2 separate regions of the Homo sapiens genome follow, and region 2 is linked to region 1. Evidence: read pairs that join two places in POLR2A ChIA-PET (ENCODE). Cell type or tissue: K562. All regions are shown on one strand. Links, peaks and the distances in the headings refer to the core of each region. The heading gives the core; the rest is flanking DNA.

Region 1 (5,386 bases), core at 291-5,290:
GTCCCTACCAAAGTATGACATAAAGATCTCCTTCAGCTGGGTGCAGTGGCTCACGCCTGTAATCCCAACACTTTGGGAGGCTAAAGCAGGTGGATCGCTTGAGGTCAGGAGTTCGAGACCAGCCCGGCCAACATGGTGAAACGCGGTCTCTATTAAAAAATGCAAAAATTAGCTGGGTGTGGTGGCATGCGCTTGTAATCCCAACTACTCGGGATTCTCCAGGCTGAGGCTGGAGAATCACTTGAACTCGGGAGGCAGAAGTTGCAGCCAAGATCGCGCCACTGCACTCCAGCCTGGGCGACAGAGTGACACTCCGTCTCAAAAAGGAAAAAAAAAAAAAGAGAGAAAGAAAGAACTCGTTCATAAATGAAATACCCCACATTTAATCAAATATAAGATGCCATTAAATTATATAAGCTATTTAATGTGCCATGAAAAGAAAAAGCCAAAATGGAAGTCCAACAGACCTCACATAAGGTTGAAATGCCAAAGGGCTATACGCTCAATATAAGGGTAAATAAGAAATAAATCTGCCATAGAGAAAAGGTAAGCAAGGCAATTTGCATGATTCAATCTTGGCATTAGATAGACTGAAAAAGAAATCTTTTGTTGTTTAAACCATAAGCTGCAGTCAACAAGTTTGCAGAGTAAATTCACATTATCAGTGTGACATGTAAGTCCCCAAGCAGAAAATTTAAAGTGGGTCTCAGTTTGGCAGTTTCTCTAGGTACCCAGCAGAGACAGAAGCAAATGCAAATTCTGTCTAGGCCAACAGTGATTGTTAAGGTACCTCTTAATTTTAGAGATATTAAAATATGAAAGTGTCTTAATATATATCAAATACAGTATCATCAGCAGGGCGCAGTGGCTCACACCTGTAATCCCAGCACTTTGGGAGGCCTAGGCGGGCAGATCACTTGAGGCCAGGAGTTTGAGACCAGCCTGGCTAACATGGAGAAACCCCGTCTCTACTAAAAATACAAGTATTAGCTGGGCATGGTGGTATGCTCCTGTAGTCCCAGCTACTTGGGAGGCTGAGGCACAAGAACCATTTCAGCCCAGGGGGCTGAGGTTGCAGTGAGCCGAGACTGCGCCACTGCACTCCAGCCTGGGTGACAGAGCGAGACTGTCTCAAAAACAAACCCAAAAAACAGTATCAGCTCTTGATCATTTATCCCACAAATAGTTGAGGGTCTACTATGGATAGCTGAAGGTTTGCTAGAAGTTGAGGATAAAGCAATAAAAATATGCTATGGGGTCCTGCCTTCATAATAGTCATAGGTAGAACCTGAAGTACTGAAGAATGATCTATAAGTCTCATTACAATTCAAGTGGGGAAAAAAATGCAAGTGGGTCTGAGATTCACATTAGATTTTGAATAAAACAATGACTCACATGCATACATATGGCAAAATCAGCAGCATCTTTTCTTTTACTACAGCGAGGATGAAGGAAGAAGCATCCAATCCTGTTCAGGTAGTTATAAATCTTACAGTTGAGCGGAGGCTTCCAATTGGTGTTTCCTCCTATTAATTTTAGAAAAGGCAAAAATGATAATCAAACAGGAGAGGAAAGGCCAAAAATTTTATCAAGAAAAAACACATACTAGAAAAAAATTTTTCTAGAGGCAAAGTACTAGATCAGAATGTGGAAGAACTCCATCCTAGCATAAGCATCAACATCTTGTTGCTTTAAAGTCTTGAGAAAGTGGACCAACTTCCCTGAATCTGTCAACTCATCTTAAAACTCACATGGATATTAGGCAAAATCAAAAGCAATGTGTGTAAAAATTCTTTGAATGGCATTATTCTATAAGTGTAAGCATAAGTGGTTTTTACAGATGTCACCACCGTTCAATGCAGAAATGATGGGCAATCACCAAAGCTCAACTTACTAAAGCAATTATACTGGCTAACTTATCCAGGTCAGTATGTTTCTATCTTTAATCCCAATCTTTCTCTTTACATGCTATTTCCTATCAAACACAAACAATAGCAGATTCTCTGTAAACCAAAGAAGCCTCTCCCCCAAGTTTGGTCAACAATTTGTAAAGAGGTTTAGATGAAGCTGAACACTTAAGAACAGCAAGGATGAACCGAAGAGGCAGTTATGGCATGTTGAAAATAACATTAGTCCTATAGCTGAGAGGCCAAATAATTCTGCTATTTATTAGTTTTAAAACTTTGAGGGAAAAAAAACAAAAACAAAAACAAAACATCTGCTTCTTTGTATTTTAAAAGGGATAAAACCATAATAATCAGTAACCATGTTAGTACAAAGCCAAAGCACCTGACACATTTTAGGTGTTGAATAAAGGCTTTTTCAATCTGTATCAAAAGATCCATAAACTTTTTTTTTTTTTTTTTTTTTTTTTTAAGACAGAGTCTCACTCTGTTGCCCAGGCTGGAGAGCAGTGGTGCGATCTCAGCTCACTGCAAGCTTCGCCTCCTGGGTTCACACCATTCTCCTGCCTCAGCCTCCCAAGGAGCTGGGACTACAGGGGCCCGCCACCACGCCCAGCTAATTTTTTGTATTTTTTTTTTCTTTTTAGTAGAGACGGGGTTTCACCATGTTAGCCAGGATGGTCTCGATCTTCTGACCTCGTGATCCGTCCGCCTCAGCCTTCCAAAGTTCTGGGATTACAGACGTGAGCCACCGCGCCCGGCCAAAAGATCCATAAACTTTGAGTCACCAGATAGAGCTAACATTTACCACAGAGGCATGTAAAGAAAACGATTCTAGCAGAGTAACTATAATACAAAAGAACAATATTCCAATTATGTTCCTATGTTCTATCCAGGAAGGTTTAAGAGGAGCCTTTTAAACTGAACTATATTCTAAGAGGTGGGAAAAAGTTTTCTTTTGTTTTTCTTATTAACCGTACCTTGAAAGCCCCAAATAAATGTTCCTTGGTTTAGATGCCCTGGTAGATGACCAAAAAAGTTTGACCAGTTATCAAAATCTACAAAGACTATATGAGTCATGGTTCGCAGGTAATCCAAATCTGGAAGCTCAACAATTTCTTCCTCTGAGAAGAGAGAAATATCAACATGAGTTCAGTAAGAATTTGCTAAAATCATTCTGATTTCAAGTCCAAAAAGTATTAGAAGCCTAATATGCAAAAATACTAACCTTGAATGTTACTCATTTCTATCTAAACCTTTTTGTGAAATCCAAATCTGTACATGACACCATTTACACTTAAATCAGATAAAAATAATCTGAACATTTCACCAATTTTGGTTATATATCCTTCTTGCAAACATTTTCTTCCAACAACTCTAAAGCTTGTTAAAAAGTCACTTATACAAGGAATTTTTTTAAAAAATTAATGTACTAGAAGAACTAGAAAACCAAGTTTTAAGGTTAAATAAGCAAAAACTAATACCACCCATATAAAATTCCAAGGTTACCTATTAAGAACATTTTCACCACCAGAATTTGGTTCTTTTCCCAGTCTGGACTGATTTATTAGTAGCCCTCTAGTTCTAGGATTAAACACCCTAGAGAGCAGAAATAAGATAACCTAGAATCCTGCTGCCATAAAGCAGTGCTAGAAATATGTGCCAGTGGTACAGAGACACCTCCCCCTATAAACACATCTTCTTGGTTCTCTCAGATTCTTCTTTCACCTTCCCCCATGCCCCAACTCTCATTCTCCCTCCCCTTTATCTTGTTTCATACTTTTCCACTTTGACAAGGCCTTAAAGTTTCCTGTGGTAACAATGCAAACTTTAAAATGTTATATTATTTAAAAAATGAATAGTTTCTATTCTAATAGTTCCTTCAAATATACTACTGCCATTCCCTTCCATTTCCAAGCCACCTTACGTCTTTTCTCTAACTTCTCGGTAATTCTAGATTTAGGTATTGCATTTTCTATCAAACACAGACTAACACAAATTCCAAAAAAAAAGTAAACAGAAGCGCAAAAGAAAGGCCTAACATAAAATGGTGTAACCAGTGTTTCACTGTTTAGAGTTGACTAGGTAGCTCATGATTTAATTCTTTACCACTGAAAACATGCCATGACTAAAGGTGATGTTGAAATCTACATATGGTATAGAGCAAGACTCTAAAAATTCAATAGTTCATAAAAATACATTACTGGCCAAAATTTTCACATATTCTCACTGTACCCAAATATGCTACATTGTATAACTCACCAAGAATTAGTATTTATTTAAAAGAATATAGACTTAAGTCAGGTGTGGTGGCTCACACCTGTAATCCCAACACTTGGGGAGGCTAAAACAGGAGGATTGCTTAAGGCCAGGAGTTCAAAACCAGCCTGGGCAACATAGTAAAATCCCATCTCAAAAAAATTTTACAAATAAAAGAAGATACACTTAAAATTATACTCTAAACAAAAACAAATTATACTTCTAAACAAAACAAATTATACTTCTAAACAAAATAAAAACATAACACCTGCCTAGACTTACTTAATCCTATCATATGGAAGAAAGAAAGTCTGGAGTAAGTACAAACAAGGAATTCATATTTCAATTTTCCCCCTGGTTTCCTGCTACCACTTTAACTCTACTTCTAATTGCTATTTTAATTGTATGTTAAAGCTTTTCTTCCAAGTTAATCATAACAAAAATATACAAATGCTGAAATGACCTTTAAAATGTCTCACACTAAAGAATATGGCCAAATAGAAACAAAAAGAATTCACGTGATTTATCTTTTTAGTTAACCCAAATATTACAAGAAAAATCTAAATGATATTAATACTAGGATAACTTTGAAATCTAACTTTCAGAAAAACTATCAACTTCCTTCATCTTCAAAATCTCCACACCTTTTGTAAAATAAAATGATATCTAAAATATATATTATTTAAAGCCAACATATACTCTGTCCTCGTAAGTTTAGAAAGTGGATAAATGTAGTAGTAGGAATACAAACCCCTAAAATGTATATACCATAATAATTAACATACCATCAAGAAGTTACCCTGTTTCTTGCTTCAAAATTGAATCGAGGTGGGTACATTGTAAGTTTCAATATCAGTATATGAAATTTGCATAGAGCTATAAAGCCATACCTATATTCTGATAGCTTAGGTCATTCTCAACTCCTTTCTCCATGTCTAAACTTTTTGAATAGTTTATTGCCTGTTTCAGTTTTCTCTCTGTATGTGAGGCACTAGCAGTAAACTTGTACAGGTTTGATTTTTCAGATCCAAAATGAGCCACACTGGGTTTCTGTAAGAAGCAATGTTTTCTATGGAAATGCTGCTGTGCACTCTCAGGATCATGAAATGCTTTGGTGCAGGTGCCACACTTGATTACATACTGCTGCTCCTCCTCATCACTCTTTTCTTTGTGCACTTGATGGATATGAGTGTTCATGTCGGTTAAATTCTGTGCTGTTGCCG
Region 2 (5,386 bases), core at 121-5,120, 81 kb after region 1:
TGTGTAATCAGAGAGTGCTATTTGAAGATCTAGAGATAGGGGCAATACTGCTTTGAATTGTTTTTTACTCAAAGGAATTCTGATGACATCACGGTCATAACCTAGCAACTGACTGCATCATCTGTGGCCAGAATAGATGACTTTACTAACTAGCTGGATATAGGGAGATAGAGTTTTAGTTCCGGTATGTGAGCAAAAAACCCATTCTAGGAAGCACAGCCCTGGGGCCATCTGTCCTATTAATACTGTTAGGGAATGTTTAGTAGGAAAAACAAACAATTGAACTGAATATTTTGGGTCTATGTGATCTATGTGCCTCTGAGAAATAGCTTGCTCTATTTCCTTAATTTCCCTTTTTGCTGCAGGAGTTAAATACCTGACAGATCCTAGGGCTATGTTGTCCTTTAGGATAGAAAACAGGTTTTGTAACTTATCAGTAGTTATGCCCAAGGTGGGGTGAAGCCAATTAATATCACCTAGTAATTTTTGATAATCATTTAAGGTGTGTAAGTTGCTAGTATTTAATTTAACCTTTTCAGGTCTTACTGACTGGGAAGTTAGTATGTATCTAAGATATTTCCAAGGAGAGGACATTTGTACTTTTTCAGGTGCTATGACTAAACCTCTTAGCTGTGTATTCTTTACGACAGAGGCATATAAAGTTAAAAGTACCTGTTCCGTTGGGGCTGCTAGTAAAATATCATCCATAAAAGAATACTCTTGCAACTAGGAAATTCTTTTCTAATGGGGAGCAAAGCCTGATTCACATGATACTGACACATGGTAGAACTGTTCAGCATTCTTTGAGGAAGTACTTTCCAATGAAATTGGCAAGCTGGCCTTTCATTATTGATAGCTGGTATTGTAAATGCAAATTTGTCTCTGTCCTGTTCTGCAAGGGTAATAGTATAAAAGCAGTCTTTTAAGTCAATAACGACTATAGGCTAATCTTGAGGAATCGCTGCAGGGGAAGGGAGGCCCTGTTGAAGGGGCTCCATAGGTTGCAAATTAGCATGATAGCCTGTAAGTCATGCAAAAAGTCTCCATTTACCAGACCTTTTGGGAATGATGAAAATGGGCGATTTCCAAGGGCTATTTGATGGTTCTATATGGCCGGCTTTTAATTGCTCCTCAACTAATTAATGAGCTCTTTGTAATTTCTCTCCCTTTAAAGGCTACTGTTCTACCCAAATAGGATTTTGAGAGAGCCACATTAGGGGTAGGGGAGGAATAACAGTGGCCATTATTAGAAAGAGGTCTGCAGAGTGACCTCAATTAACCCTTTCGTAAATGGGCTAGTGGCTCCGTTTTTTCTAATGCTTTTTCTTATCTCTTTATAAGCGTCAAAAGTAATGGGTTCATACACCTGATTGCCTTGTTGATCTTGCATTACCGGGTAGGCTAAGAGCTCCCCTTCTAATGCCGCTTGCCTAAGACAGGGTCCCATAGCTGTAGCGTATCCCTTGTCTTTTTTTCCTATTTATTGGAGGAGGGGGCTCAGGAAAAAACTGTCTCCTCTTTGGTATTTCTGCCCATTAATGGCGGGGCTGAGGGAGAAGGAGGCGGTAAGGTAGGTGATGGTTCCTCCTTCCTTCCCTTTTTAGGCTCTTCTGTGTAGAGTGGGACCAAAGTAGCCATAACTAAAGCCCATAATGTTAGAGATGTTACTGGGACCCACTGCCCTTGTGCATGATGTTTAAGATTTCTCCCCTCTCATTCCCAGAGCTCTACATCTAGCGTAACTTCTTCCGGGAACCATGGGTTATGGGAAACAACAGTTTGCATTAGGTCCCTTAATTGAGCCTGCAAAACTGAGGCTCCACTAGCTTTAAGCAGCTGTTTCAATACTTTGATATAGTGTTGCTGTTGAACTGATGACTATTGTCCCCTGATGAAACCCTGGCCTGAACAATTCCCTCAAACTTCGAAATCCTGAGAGGGCATCAATGACTTTGTGACTTTCTGACCGCGCTGTCTCTTCACCTTCATTTTCGAGGGTTCCATTGCAATCTGTGGCAGTGTTCCTCACAAGGGGCACCACCTGCTGGGTCTGACCCTGGCCGAACTACAGATGAAAAAATGTACGCAGACACAGGTTTTTTGCCTGGGCCCGCAGCTAGCGGACTAGGCTGCTCATAGACACCAAGGAGGGTGCCATAAACAGTCACAGCAGCCCCAACAAGCCTGCGCTGTGGGCATTTAGTACAGATTTAATGACAAAGGCTTTGAGTCAACACAACTTGGGGTAATTAACATGGTCACCCCGCCCCTCCCCCCCCATGGAGAGAGCAGTCCTGCATGCCGATGATTAAACGCCAGGTTCCAGGCCTAAGTAAACTAACTTATCTAGATAAACTCTCTTACACTTTCTTGTTGTCTACCCTGAGAGAATTCAGCTGCCTTCAGCCAAATTTTCTTTCGAAGCTTTTGCAAAAACTCCTGGCCTTCCAAGAAGTTTTGCATTTTTCCTATAATTTTTGTAACTTTTCCCACCACCCTGACCGATCTCCTACAAAGATACAGAATGTTTCTATCACCAGAAGGATCTCTTCTGTTGTCCTTTTATAGCCATAACTTCTCTCCCAGCCCTGCTTCCTCCTTATTACCTAGCACTAATGAGTTTTCCATTACTATTATTTTTGTCATTTCAATAATGTTATACGTGAGAAAACATCTTAAATGGTCCATTTTCAAGGCATGATAAATCTACGCACTGGCAGCCAGCCTGAGGATGTAACAAACTGCACGGCTCATGCTCCTAGAAAGTCATGATAAGTGAACAGAATGTAGAGGAAGGGTCAGCCCATCAAAGGGAAGAAAGTTTCGTTACCGTGAAATCGAAACTTAAGCAGGGAAGGGGACAAGGGTATAAACTTATAAGGTGGATAATGAAACTTAGGTGACTGGGCAGATTGTAACCCCATAGTACTTGATCAATGAGGAACTAGGGGAGGGACTTGCAGGCTAGGAGATAAATTACATGCTGAAGCTGCCCCGAGTATGCCTGCCTACCAGACATCCAATCTTGCAAGACCACTTTTAAAAGTCTCACTTTCACTGTTCTCTGTGCCTCTGAGTCCATTCTTTGGGTTTGGATGGGTGAGCCTGTTTCTCACATTAGATAACTGAAATAATACAGTATGTAACCTTTTGGGGATGGCTTTTTTCACTCAGAATAATTTTCTGGAGATTCTTCCAGGTTATTTCATGTAACAATAGTTTTTTTTTTTTTAATTGCTGAGCATCATTCCATGGTATGGATGTACCACAGTTTAACTATTTACATGTTGAAGGACATCTAGGTTGTTTCCCGATTTTAACTATTACAAAGCTGCTATGAACTTTCATGTACAGGTTTTTCTGTGAGCATAAGATTTCATTTCTCTGGGAGAAATACCCAAGACTGCAATTCCTGGGTCATAGGGTTTAACATGTTTACTTTTTAAAGAAACTGCCAAACTGTTTTCCAAAGTTGCTGCACCATTTTACATTCCTGCCAGCAATGTATGAATGATCAAATCTCTCCACATCCTTGCCGGCATTTGGTGTTACCAGAATGTAGAGGAAGGGGAGAAAACATTATTTAAAACATAGATTAAAGAACCTAAGAAGTAATACAGTCAGGACTGTTTGGTATAGGAGAAAACAGTCCCACCTATTCAGTAACTTTTGAACTTATGATACAGCAATCACTGTTCACGAGTTCAGCTTGATTCGTACTAATAGAATAAAATAATGCCAAGTAGATTTTTTTTAAATCATGGCTTACAGTCTTCACTGTGATCATAAAATGGAATCATGTAGAAAGCAAATGAACCTGGAAGTGGTACCAGGAATGTGTGTCACATAATTCCAAAGATCCAGAATCTCTTTCTTTTCCTTTCCTCTTCTTTTTGCCTCTGGATCCTGCCACTTTCAAATCAAAATGTTCAATTTTTTTTCCTCTGAGGATAGAGCCTGATTATCTACCACAAAGGTCCCAGATATTAGAATCTCAAAGAACTCTTTTCTTTTCATGAGTGTATTATGAGAGTTGCGTGTGTGTGAGAGAGATTGTGTGTGTACTACCTGGGACATTCTAGCTTAAAGCAGCAAAAGCAAAACACAAGTCAGTGGGACACTTGTTTAAAGAATGTCTATGTGCAGCCAACAAATATCAGTCATAACAATCCTAAAGACATTCCTATTCAAGTGAAGGATAAAATAAACATATTTGTAACCACTACTATTATTTCTGAAGTCATAAGCAATGCTATCAGATAAGAAAAAGAATACTAGTCATAAATGTTAGAGGAGGTAAAATGATCATTATTTGAAAGAGAAACTTTTTCCTCTACCCAGAAAACCCACTTGAATCAAAAAAAGTAATTTGGACACTTAAAAAGGAATACATAAATATATGTTTTCTATATAGCAATAGTCAACTATAAAAATAAAATAATGTCCCATTTATAATAGCAACATGTAAAATAAGAACATATAAAATACACAGAAATTAAATTAGTAAGTGTGTAGGGCCTACCTGAAAAATGCAAATATTTACTAAGGAGAAAGAAAAAGTATATGTTAAGCTGACCTTGTTATTGGATTGAAAAAATAAGTTTTGTAAAGATATAACTTCTCCCCAGATTTGAAAATTACTTAAGTATAATTCCAATCAAAATCTTCAGTTTGTTTTTTTTTTGTTTTGTTTTGTTTTTGTGAGACAGAGATTTACTCTTGTTGCCCAGTCTGCAGTGCAATGGCGTGATCACGGCTCATCGCATCCTCCGCCTCCCAGGTTCAAGCAATTCTCCTGCCTCAGCCTCCCAAGTAGCTGGGATTACGGGCATGTACCACCATGCCCGGCTAATTTTGTACTTTTAGTAGAGACGGGGTTTCACTGTGTTGCCCAGGCTGATCTCGAACTCCTGACCTCAGGTGATCCACCCGCTTCGGCCTCCCAAAGTGTTGGGATTACAGGCGTGAGCCACTGCACCCGGCCAATCTTAAAGAGTATTTTAAGGGTGAAGGAAATTAGGGGAGACCAGTCAAAATGACTGTAAAACTTTTCTGGACTAAGGTATGAAAACAGTCAAAATATTCTTCAAAAAGAATATTGAATAATGATTAACTATCAGATGTTATAATTTATCACATATTTCTGGTAATTAAGCAGTGTAATGGTAGGATTAAAGCGATAATTTATTTCATTTCTCTCAATTTTTTATTTTGCTAAAATGAATAAAAATAAATTAGTAAGTCCCAAAGGCAGCAGTAGAGATTTTTCTTGGGTCACTATCCAGGTAATTAATATGACCAGGACTGTCTGGGATAGTGAGAAGTTGTATAATACTAATAACTACCATTTATGGAATGATTACTCCATGCCAGGTGCTGTGCCATG

What was found. ChIA-PET counts read pairs that join two places held together with the same protein. Peaks named below come from ENCODE experiments on the same cell type or tissue, not always from the same donor. Only the 100,000 strongest peaks of a DNase experiment are listed, where the experiment ranks them.
Region 2: POLR2A ChIA-PET joins it to region 1 with 5 read pairs; 3 of 35 experiments call an interaction of 5 or more read pairs at or near these places.

What each region holds. Positions count from the first base shown.
Region 1 is chr6:57,148,361-57,153,746 of GRCh38, reverse strand. ZNF451 (zinc finger protein 451) reads right to left here. Exons shown (of 15, transcript NM_001031623.3): 10 at 5,054-5,386; 11 at 2,885-3,028; 12 at 1,396-1,526. All of the region lies in intron 2 of ZNF451-AS1 (ZNF451 regulatory antisense RNA 1), which reads left to right. Among named protein-coding and RNA genes, the nearest start is that of ZNF451-AS1, 21 kb to the left of the region's middle. In K562, for the core only: no CTCF peak of the experiment used is centred there; no DNase peak of the experiment used is centred there.
Region 2 is chr6:57,067,001-57,072,386 of GRCh38, reverse strand. No RefSeq gene overlaps it. Among named protein-coding and RNA genes, the nearest start is that of ZNF451, 20 kb to the left of the region's middle. In K562, for the core only: no CTCF peak of the experiment used is centred there; a DNase peak (open chromatin) is centred at 2,246.